2 separate regions of the Mus musculus genome follow, and region 2 is linked to region 1. Evidence: chromatin loops called from intact Hi-C (ENCODE). Cell type or tissue: heart. All regions are shown on one strand. Each heading gives the region's core, and the rest is flanking DNA. Links, peaks and the distances in the headings are about the cores only.

Region 1 (5,311 bases), core at 1-5,000:
AATTCAGGTTTCCTGGGTTCTAGTCATTCAACAATATTAAATGATACTGTTCAAAGGGAATGACTCCGCTCTCTGTTAGTGACAGTACCTTGCCTGCTTGAGTAGTTCCTCTCCAGGTCATGCTGTAACAGTCTACCAGGAAATGGTGGTGTTTCTCTGTTAAGCCTGAATTCAACCTGAAAAATAGTATTTAAGAATATATATTGATAGGAAGAAATTGACAGAGATAAACTTTATTATAAGATAACAGATAAAATGTGCTTTTTAAAAAAAGGATGGCCCCAGAAGGGCCACACATTATATGATTCCATTCATATGAACTACCCATGGTTGAAAAATGCATAGACAGAAAGCACATTTGCAGTTTCCAAGGGTTTAAGATAAGTGAGGAACTGGGAGCAACTGCTTAATGAAGATGAGAGTGTATGTGGACTGATGAAATGTCCTACATCTAAATGGAGGAGATGCTCTTGCAACACTGTGCATGGACTTAGTGCCCCTGAGGTGTAAACTTTAAAACGGGTTATATTGGAATTTGCATGGGAGGTACAATTTTTCCAAACTTACAATTAAAGGCAGTTACACAAGATCAGATTAAAATACTTCCAAACTGTCCACAAATATAATTGCCACAAATGCAATGACTGAAAGAATTATTTGCTCAATAAAAAAAGAAATGCAAACAATAAAAGCTAAGTGGAGCTCTTGACTTTTTAAAAATCCTTCACATGTCAAATTGTAATGCAATAAAATTGCATATTTAAGAATTTTAACTCTTTTTAATAATTTTTCATGGCAGAACTGAAAAGCCCAAACCAGTCTCGCCTCCTAAAACTGTCCATTAAAACTTTAAAAATCCATCTTCAAAGACTTCCGAGGCTTCTCCATCACCCACCCGATCACAGCAGCATTCGCACTCCATCAGTGTGAACACATGTCTACACAAGAGAGGATGGTATAAAAAGGATGTTGAAAACACAGCACTCCTACAAGCACATAACGGTAGAAAAAGACCCACCTGGCCAAGGCAGGTAGGAAAGTTTTACATACAGTCCATTATGCCTGATTCTAATAAATACATTTTTTTCATTAATTCAGCTGTTATTGGAGATGATCAAACGATGAGGTCAGGGGAGTCACACAGGGAAGGGTTGGCTATTTTGACATCCAAATGTAACTAGTCAGCTGCAGTCTGTTAATCAGTGGCCCCTCCCATTCAAACCTCCTATGGCCTCCGTTTAGTCTCTTCTTGCTGCTGTCTGTAAACTCCGGCCTTTATACTACAGAGTCCTTCCAGTGATGTCCACTTCACAATGTTTTAGGGAACAAATGAACTGTGACGGTTGAGAGCATACACATTATTTAAGGGGAGAAGTGTATTGTGTACGGCTAGCATAGGGGAGTGGGCATGCGTGAGTGCTGAGGTGAGTGAGGCAGGAAAGAAAGAAAAAAAATGTATCTCAAAAACCAAATGAAAAGCCAGAGACTTTGGAAATTACCAAGATATTACAAGTAAATGGTCTGGGTGTAGAAAGAGGGTTCAGTGGTTAGGACCACTGCTGCTCTTCCATGGGACCTGAGTTGGGTTCCTAGTACCCATGACAGGTGTCACAACTGCCTGTAACACCACCTCCAGAGCATCTGACAACTTCCTCTGGCCTCCAGAGAGACACAGAGACGGATGCACAGACACACACACACACACACACACACACACACACACAAAATAAGAATCTAACACTCAATACGTTATTAAAACACTAACATTTCCTCTGCTAAGCTAGTTTTTCTTCTGATTTAAAATGAATCACAAAGTGAAATCCTCCTAAAATGTCCCATTTTATCCTTCCAGAGATGCTACCATTAGAATGATACCATCATTTTACCTATGTCTAAGGAAGAAAGCATTTCTTAATTAAATTATGCCATACAACCACTTTTAAGAAATACCTTCACCAGAAATGTTTAAATGTAAGGGGAGGGGCTCTTGTAATGGAATGACCTAAATTGATACAAGAGGGATGATTTGGCTTTATGAAAGTAGACAGAAAATAAAGTCAGCTTTACATTGAAAACCAAAATAAGAGACCCTCAGCCCCGAGGTCAGAATCTATATATAAAATATACAAGTATTTGTGTACAATATCTGACCATTTATTTTCAACTTAAATACAAATCTGCTTAAATCTTACTTTGTTTTTGTCAGAAAGTGACGACGTTTGAATAACCAGATGAAGTCCACAGTTCACCTGAAATGTAAAAGTTAAATTATAAAATGATTTCTTAATGCATACACACCATAGTATAAACACATTATAAGAAATGGAACACAGTCAAATATTCCATCTTTCTTTGCCTTTTCTGGTAAATGAGCATTTTCTGAAGTCTAGGAATCAAGTAAAATCAAGTCAAATGCTTTCATTAATTTATTTTTCAAAATGTCGGAGGCACGGATTTCACCCACCTTGTACCTCAGGCTTTGGAGCCCCGACATTTCTGTTGCCAGTCAGGATGTCAGTGCTTGAATAAAGGAGGTGGGAGTGTCTAAGAACAGGTTCCTTTCTCAATAGAAAAAAAGGAAGAAGTGGGTGGGGGATAACTAAAGGAATCCCAGTGTTTGCCTAGCAAACCAGCTCCACCTTCTGGGGAGCTCGGGCCCTGGGCAAGATTTTAAACACCCATCATACAATATTCAAAAACTCTCAGAGTGCTTTGGACTAGCCCAGGAAACCCTAGCCTCAATGAGACAATAGCTTCAGTCGCCCCGATCCCAGTAATACAGCCCATCACCTAGGACAAAGACGCCAGTCAGAGAGGACAAGACTACTATCGGAAAGGAAGAAAAATCAGGAAGGCCCAACTCACGTTATTTGCAGCTCGGCCAGAAACGGAGCGATATTTTCCGGGAATCATGGCAGGAGACAGTCCAGGATGTTCAATCCTCCTTCGAGGTAATCCTACAGCTAAGATTCAAAGAGACCAAAAGGGGTCATCTCCCAGGCAACCCGCTCAGGGGTTACCATAGAAACCACCATTTCCGGTCTGGTCCTCGCCCTAGATCTTTGGGCCGTCCGGGCGGCTAGCCTCGGGGAGTATCTGTGGGGCCCCGTGCGTCAGCACTTCCTCGTTCTGGATTTTTTTTTTTTTTCCAGGCCGCTTGAAAACAGCGGGAGGATCCGGAGGAGGATAAGACGAGGAAGAGGGAGGACACATCGGTGGCTATGGCAACCATGACTTCCGGTCCTTTCCTCTTTAGGACCCGCCTCAACACTGCCCGCGGGAAGTTTGATTCCCTCTGCCTGCTGCTGCCTGTTTTCCTGGCAAGATCGCAGGGAAGAGCTGGAGGAAGGTGCTCATAACCTTCCCATTTAATTTGGCCCTTCCACTAAGCCGAGACAAGGAAGGATACAATCCGACCTGGAGATAGTGAAGGGAAGCCAGCTTTCCTGAGGCCCCTGCGGGCAGAGGAACGGAGTGCGCCAGACAATCGATCTGTCCAAAAAAAAAAAAAAAAAAAGACTAAAGCTGTGAAGCTACTACTGAAGACAAGTCTTGCTAATAACCCCTTCCCTTCCCTAAGCTTCTTTTGACTGATACTGGCTGCCTTCAAGTTCATGTTCCTGGCGAGCTAAACAAACTTCCAGTCATCTCCTCACTGCATACCTTTCTGCCCCCACCCCACCCCCAAATACTGATTACATATTCCTTGCATCGAATTATCACTACTTGCTCTCTTAAAAACTTCCAAGCCCTCTTTGGGACAATCCAGCTTCCACCCTATGACCATTATGTGGATTAAACAGTGGCTCTATGACAGTGCAGAAGGAATGTTTAGTTCTAAATCTGAGAAAAGGTTGCCAAGAAGTTAAGTGGTCTGTAACTGACATTTTGACTTTGAATTGTGAGACTTGTATAGAATGACAGGGCTGAAGGCAACCTTATTTCTCAACTAGTCCAAACCTATCCATTTTATGTGAGGAGACACATCCAAAAATTAACTTCTTCAATGGCCTGGAATTCTTATTATACCTCCAGTCACCAGAACAATATTCTTTCTGTAATACTAACCTGCTTCCCACATCTGGGTGGATGCCTAAGACCCTTCCTTTAGTGATATTCTATCATCATTTGGAATGTAAACATATAATTTTTGGATCAAAATTATGAACACAACTTACACATCCTTGCATGATTTTTCTCCTTTCCCTACCATCCTATTAATACCACTGTCCTGAAGAGTTCATAGACATAATGCTGATCTTTTGGTTCCTCAGCATTCCTCTCTTTTGAGACTGCTCACCTGTTCCCGGCAGTAACCATAGTTATTCCTTTTCCCATTTTCTGGCACCATCAATAAAGTTCTGTCCCTTTTTTAAAGCAATAAGCTCAAATATAGTTTCTCCTGATCCCTGACTTACATATTATGTTTTTTAAAATATTTATCTTTATGTGTGGGGGTGGGGTGTGGAGGTTAGCTAAGGTATGAAATCATGGTGGTTACAAGAATAAACTTGGTGGCCAACTCATGGGTTTCAGTTATGGTTCTGCCAATAATTAAGCATGCTTCCTATGCCCAGGTTCCTCATCTGTAATAGAAAGATGTTATCGCATCTCAGCCAAAGCCTTTCCAGAGCTGTAGAGAGTTAGTTACTTGGAGTAATGTCTGAGGCACAATACTTACCATATTAATTAAGCATTGATTGTCATCACAGTCAACCCTTGGCCCATGTATTTTGCTTCTGAAGCCTGTGTTCAGCCTGTCCTCTCTTCACTAACTCATTTTCAGGCAATGTCTTGAATGCTAAAAACAGGGAAGCTCGCAGGGACACAGATGTGGTGCTGAGCTGAAGCTTGGGGGAAGAACTGGGCAGCCAAGTCAGCAGTGTGGAGCTGCATGAGAATGCGGGCGTTAGTTCATGCTTGTTGCAGCTGAAGCAATTATCTATCTGATACAATCTTTGATGCAGTGCTCTCAGCAGGCCAACTGTGACAGCTGATCTGTCTGTCCGTTTGACTAGATCTATAACCAACTTAAATGGTCGTCATCAGGAACTCCTTTGAGAAAAGTCCTCCATCAGATCATTTGAAGCAGTAAGAGCCCACCCTCAATCTAAGTGGCACCTTCTGATGGCAGTCCAGGTGAATGGAGATTGAAAGTGGAAACATTGCTTTCTGCCTGCTTGCCATTTTTTTTTCCCGGCGAGTGCATCTGTCTTACTGCATTTCTTATCCAACAACAGAGTAAGTTTCTTTGGGCTTCCAGCATGTTCTGAAGACCAGCAGCTATCCAAGAATACTCTTGGCCTTAAGT
Region 2 (5,376 bases), core at 176-5,175, 170 kb before region 1:
TCCAAATGAAGGCCTCTGCTAAAACAAACAAACAAACAAACAAACAAAGCCAGTCATGTGCTTGGGCAGGCAAACACAGGCATCCCCCTGAGACTCAGATAGGCATCCTATGGCCTCTGTACCCATGTGGCACATGCACACTTGCGTACAGAAGGTGAGGGGGAGGAGGAAGGATGTGGTATTTGCAGTAGACCCTGCATCTGTCATAAAAGTATCATTCCTAGTTCAAAAGGCAGCCTGCAGCTGAGGTCTTCAAAGCTATTATGTGCACACAAATCAATTTCTCCCTCATCTGTGTCTGCACATGGATATTCTCTCTCTCTCTCTCTCTCTCTCTCTCTCTCTCTCTCCCCCATCCCCCCTCATTGTTTGTCTCCTTTACTTCCCTTCTTTCTCCCTGGGTGGTCATTTATTAGCTACTCTCCTCGCAGCCCCTGGAGGCCAGTGATCCAGCCAGTCTTGCTCCATATAAGCCCCCAGCACGCAGTAATAGTCGCTGGCACACAACAGATGCTCAGAAATATTTGCTGAAGACAAATTAAATGGAAGTGAATACTGGAGAGCCATTGTGATTCCTTGCAGGGAATGATGTGGTGAAGTCAGAATTTCAGGAATATTAATCTGTCAGCATGAAAGAAGATGGATTTAAAATGAAGAGAGCCACCCATGGCTGCGAGTCAGGAGGGAGATTGTTACTGTAATTTGGACATGGTTTAAGGTAGGGGCAGGAAAATAATTGGAGATATCATGAAAGAATGCGGAAGGGGCATTGTGATAAATGAGCTCTGCATGTGGGGAATGGGATACGGGTGCTGGGGGTGAGGGGCTTGAACATGGACACCAACAGCCAATTGGGATAAAAGTGAAGTCCTGGGGAGAGGAAAAGAACCATACTAAGACTCTGTGGGTAACAGACAAGATCACTAGGCAAAACAAAAACTTCAAGCCCTGATCTTCCTCCAAAACTCTCTGGTTTTCCTTACTTCACACCTGGCTAGAGAGACTTCCTAGCTCCGAAGAGTGAGGGAAAGACAGTCTGGTACCCCGCCCTGAGCTAGGCATGGAGATCATGCAAGCGCATCTTCCCCCTCCCTGAGGCCGATACACTCACTTGTGTCAGTAGGGGCTCCATGCATTCTCGCCACCCAAAACCATTTTGCAGGCTGGACCTTTGGGGATTCCCTGCTTCGGCCCTGCGGAGGTTTATAGGAAAGTCCCGGGACTCTCATCTGCTTCCTCACATTAATTTCCAGGGCAGAACTGTGCTTTTCAAAGGAATTCAGCTATGGTGCCAACAAAAATCTATAGGAATTGAGTAGGGCTACGTCTAAATCACATTTGAAAACTGTTTGCACCTTTGTACACAGAGACCCAATCAAGATTCTCTCAGGGCCAGCAACTGCATCCCTTCAGTCTCTACCAGGTCAGAAACATCAGTGATGTCCAAGACAACACAGTGGCTCTAAAAGGTGGGAGATCTTAGCTGATGCCCAGATGTCTCAGATGCAAAGGAAGTTGGACTTGAAAATTCCTTGAGTTCTGGCTATTTTACTTACTCCAAAGTCTAACGGGCTTCAGCGCCACAGATCCAAGACTTTATTTAATTCACCTACTGCCTGCAAAAGGGTGAGCCACTATCTGGCAAGGGATGCACTTTTTTAACAGCACAGAAAGCTTCAGGACTGCTTAAGATCTCACTAGACCCATAATTCCACGTGCTAAGTGGGTACCTCGAAATCCTCTTCCCAAGACACAGCTGAAGCTATTTCTAAGAAAACTGAAACTCCACTTCCAGATCTCTCCCACTTCAAGGTGAGCAAATTGATCAAAAGCTAACTGTTCAGTCGCATTCAGGGCCACGGGTATATGAGCTACATTTGACGTACAGAAGCAGCAACAGGTCCAATTAGGGGATCACTGACGCTGGATTGCAATGATTAACCTGACCTGGGGATCAGAGGCTTTCCAAGAAGCCAGAATGATGGAGGCCAGGGGCTGGGGCTCCAGAGGTGCTGACACTCCATCAACAATCCCAGGCTAAGAAAGGGAGAAAGGCTGGGGTGGGGACTACAAGTGCTATAGGTGCAACTCACCAGTTCAGCTCTGAGCTGCTGCGCATACCTCAGGAGGGCCAGTGGCTGCTTCCCCCAACCCCAGGGGGCCAGGCCCTAAAGTTGAGGGTCAAGGATGGAGAATAAAGGCAGAGCAGGCCTCCAGGAAAGAGAAAAGAAAGAGAAAGGTAGGGGAAAGGAAAAAGAAGAGGAAGAGGAAAGGGGAAAAAGAAAGGAAGAAAAAGGAAAGAGGAAATAGGAGAGGATGGGAAAGAGAAAAGGAAGGGGAAGTGTGAAAGAAAGAGGAAGCAGAAGAGTAAAGAGAAAGGGAAGAAAGAAGCAGGTACGACGTCCCGAGCTGCCGCCGGCCCCGACGTACCCACGCGCGCCAGTCTGCGGGGCTGCCCCGGGCTCCGGACTGCGGCCGGCCGGGCTGCGCGATCTGCTCACCTGGGCTAGTCCGAAGCGGCCGACTCCTCAGCCCCGCGTGCTTCCCGAGCGCCGCCGCATGGACGGCCGCCCGCCCCGCACGGGCTCCCGCTGCGCCCCGGTGTGTCGGGTGCGCGGGCGGCCAGCGAGTGCCCAGCGCACGGCTCAGGCGCGGTGTCTGCGGGTCGAGAGCGCGGTCCGCGCGCCCTGCCCTCCCGCGCGGCCTCCCGCTGTCACCTCCAGCCGCCCCTGCCGCCCCCTGGCGGCCGCCAAGGGGAGAGTCGGCCCTGGCCCACCCAACTACCCCAGGGACCCCTGGGAACCTGGTGAAGGGACATCCACCAGGAGAGGCAGCAGAAGGAAAGACTGTCCGGACAGAGGCTAGAGGGCAGGAGAGTGGTGATCATGGAACTTAGAGGGGGCCCGGGCTGCCCAGGGCCGTCAATGGGAGGTCAAAGAAGAAGGCAATGGAGACCAGAGTCTGAAGGCAGTCAGAGGCTGCCTTCATCTTAGCCAGCAGTTGGTGGGAGCCTTTGAAGGACTGCTGCCCCAGAGAGACAAGGACATCCTTGAGCATTGAAAAACAGCCATTCCGGTTGCAACCACGGGGTTGAGGCTAGTTTACAGTGAAGCTTTCCTTTCTAGCTTCCTGGGCATCCCTAAGACAAAAACTCCCTAAGCACCAGGACAACTCAGCACACCTGCCTGATCTAAGGTTCTCGGACTTGGCTGCAAGCAAGTGCATTTGCCTGCAGAGCCATCAAGCCATAGAGCTGGTCGCACTCCCAGGTTCTTGAGTCCAAACGATGCTAAAATGTTTCAACTCAGCCCATGTGTACTAGAGCTGAGAGAAGCAAGCAAGAGAAGGAAAATCTCCCCCTCCCCCTTTTCTCAATCGAGAGCAGGTTGACCTTAAACAATTGAAGAGGCCTCTAGGCACAGACAGGAGTCTCTCTCCCTTGAAGTGAATGAGCCTGTTTGTTTATGGCTGCCTCAAAAGCCTGCCTGCAGGGGCTGTTGGAAAAGGGCAGGTGTACCCTTGTGCTAATGTGGGTGGTGGCAGAACGCAGTCCTACTTCAGGGCCAGGCCACATCAGGGGTGGGTGTGGTGTGCTTTGTGGGAGCAGGAAAAAAAAAAAAGAGAGACAGGAAAGATACCCCACCATTAAAACAATAACAAAGAGAGCTGGGAAACACAGGGATGAGGCCAAAGAGGGAGAGTGGATTTTGAGAGCCTGGCACCTGGATCCAGCTGGGGCTGACGGAGTCCATCTGGTTCAAAACAAACAACTTTTGATGAGAGGCACCTGGGCGTGTGTGGTTAGACAACTCCAGGGTGTCTCACATCCAGATCCAGTGAATCAAAGAGATCTTGCACACTAACTCATTTCATCCATTTGAAACCAATAGCCAGGAGATGGCTTCACACCTGTAATCCCAACACTTCTTAGAGGAGGCAGGAGGATCAGGGGTCTAGGTCATCCTTAGCTTCATATCCAGTTTGCAGCTGGCCTGAGCTACAGGAAACTATGTTTCAGACAACATAGTTGAGGCTGGGAGTACAGGCCTATAATCCCAGGTACTAGGAGGCTAAGGAAGGGGCATTGAAAGTTCAAATCCAATGTGGGTAATTTAGGGAGATCCTATCTCCAAACAAAGAGCATAAACAGGGCTTGGGGTGTAGTGTAGGGCAGAGTGCCTGCCTGGCATGAATGAGGTCCTGGCTCTATCCCCAGCACCACTAGAAATCAAGAATTCTTAAAGGACAGAGTGGACTTAGTAACAGAATGAGGCAGGGACAGAGCACAAGGAAAGGGCAAGGTCTTCTTTATTGTTTTACTTTTGAAGAAATGCTGGACTTAAAGCTAATGTTGGAGAGATGGCTCAGCAGTTACAAGCCCTTGCTGCTCTTCCAGAGGCCAGAGCTCATTTTCCAGCACCCACGTTACCTGGAACTCCAGCTCCAGGGTACTTGACACCCCCTTCTGGCCTCTGTGAGCGCTCTCTCTCTCTCTCTCTCTCTCTCACACACACACACACACACACACACACACACACACACACACGGCAGTCACTCACACAGGCATACACATAAATAAAAATAAATCTTTAAAACAAACTCCAGTCATTATAAGATGAATTGTTTATATAAGAGCACTTCTTTATGCTAGAGGGGGAGGTTTCCTATTTCCCACTATTTACTGGCAGTCCTGTTCCACATCTTGTTATTAACTCATGGATGTATGCACATATGTATGTTTATATATTTGTTTATATATGTATCTATGTATGCATGTGTGTGTATGTTTATATATGTATGAATGTTTGTGTGTGTCTATATATGTATGTATATATGTTTGTGTGTGTATATATATATATATATATATGTTTATATATGTATGTTTGTGTGTATGTTTATATACATATGAGTCAGATGGGGAGGATTTTGTCCCATGTATGAAATAAGCTACTAACTCTAACCCAAAGACTGGGTAAAGAGGGCAGGTGTTTCTGATGACAGTCACAGGCCAGCTGCAGTCACTTAACTCTAGTGTCTGCCTGAAGTGCCAGTGTCATCTATATATAACATACCACTTTCACAAGCTAAGGACATAGGAGATATATATATATATATATATATATAATGTATCTATGTATCTATGTATCTATGTATATATATATATATATATATATATTATGTATCTATGTATCTATGTATCTATGTACACTGTCCCTGCATTCAGAGGTACCAGAAGGGGATATCAGATCCTGTTACAGATGGCTGTGAACTGTCATGTGGTTGCTGGGAATTGAACTGAAGGCCTCTGGAAGAGCAGTCAGTGCTCTTAACGGCTGAGCCATCTCTCCAGTGCCTAGGACGTAGGATTCTTACCAC

The links. Peaks named below come from ENCODE experiments on the same cell type or tissue, not always from the same donor. Only the 100,000 strongest peaks of a DNase experiment are listed, where the experiment ranks them.
Region 2: a loop joins it to region 1, with 2.3 times the contacts of the local background. A loop is called at or near these places in 1 of 42 quality-filtered maps.

The regions. Positions count from the first base shown.
Region 1 is chr9:60,684,947-60,690,257 of GRCm38, forward strand. Lrrc49 (leucine rich repeat containing 49) reads right to left here and starts at 3,188. Exons shown (of 17, transcript NM_145616.4): 1 at 2,866-3,188; 2 at 2,193-2,249; 3 at 89-176. The coding sequence starts at 2,913. In heart, for the core only: CTCF peaks have their summits at 2,639 (motif pointing left) and 3,325; a DNase peak (open chromatin) is centred at 3,125; H3K4me3 peaks cover 1,511 bases; H3K27ac peaks cover 1,244 bases.
Region 2 is chr9:60,519,365-60,524,740 of GRCm38, forward strand. It overlaps Gm51679 (a long non-coding RNA gene), which reads left to right and starts at 458. Exons shown (of 2, transcript XR_003948172.1): 1 at 458-1,812. It overlaps 9230112J17Rik (RIKEN cDNA 9230112J17 gene), which reads right to left. Exons shown (of 4, transcript NR_040464.1): 4 at 4,603-5,376. It also overlaps a transcript of Thsd4 not described here. In heart, for the core only: a CTCF peak has its summit at 2,780 (motif pointing left); a DNase peak (open chromatin) is centred at 2,697; H3K4me3 peaks cover 2,090 bases; H3K27ac peaks cover 3,433 bases; H3K27me3 peaks cover 975 bases.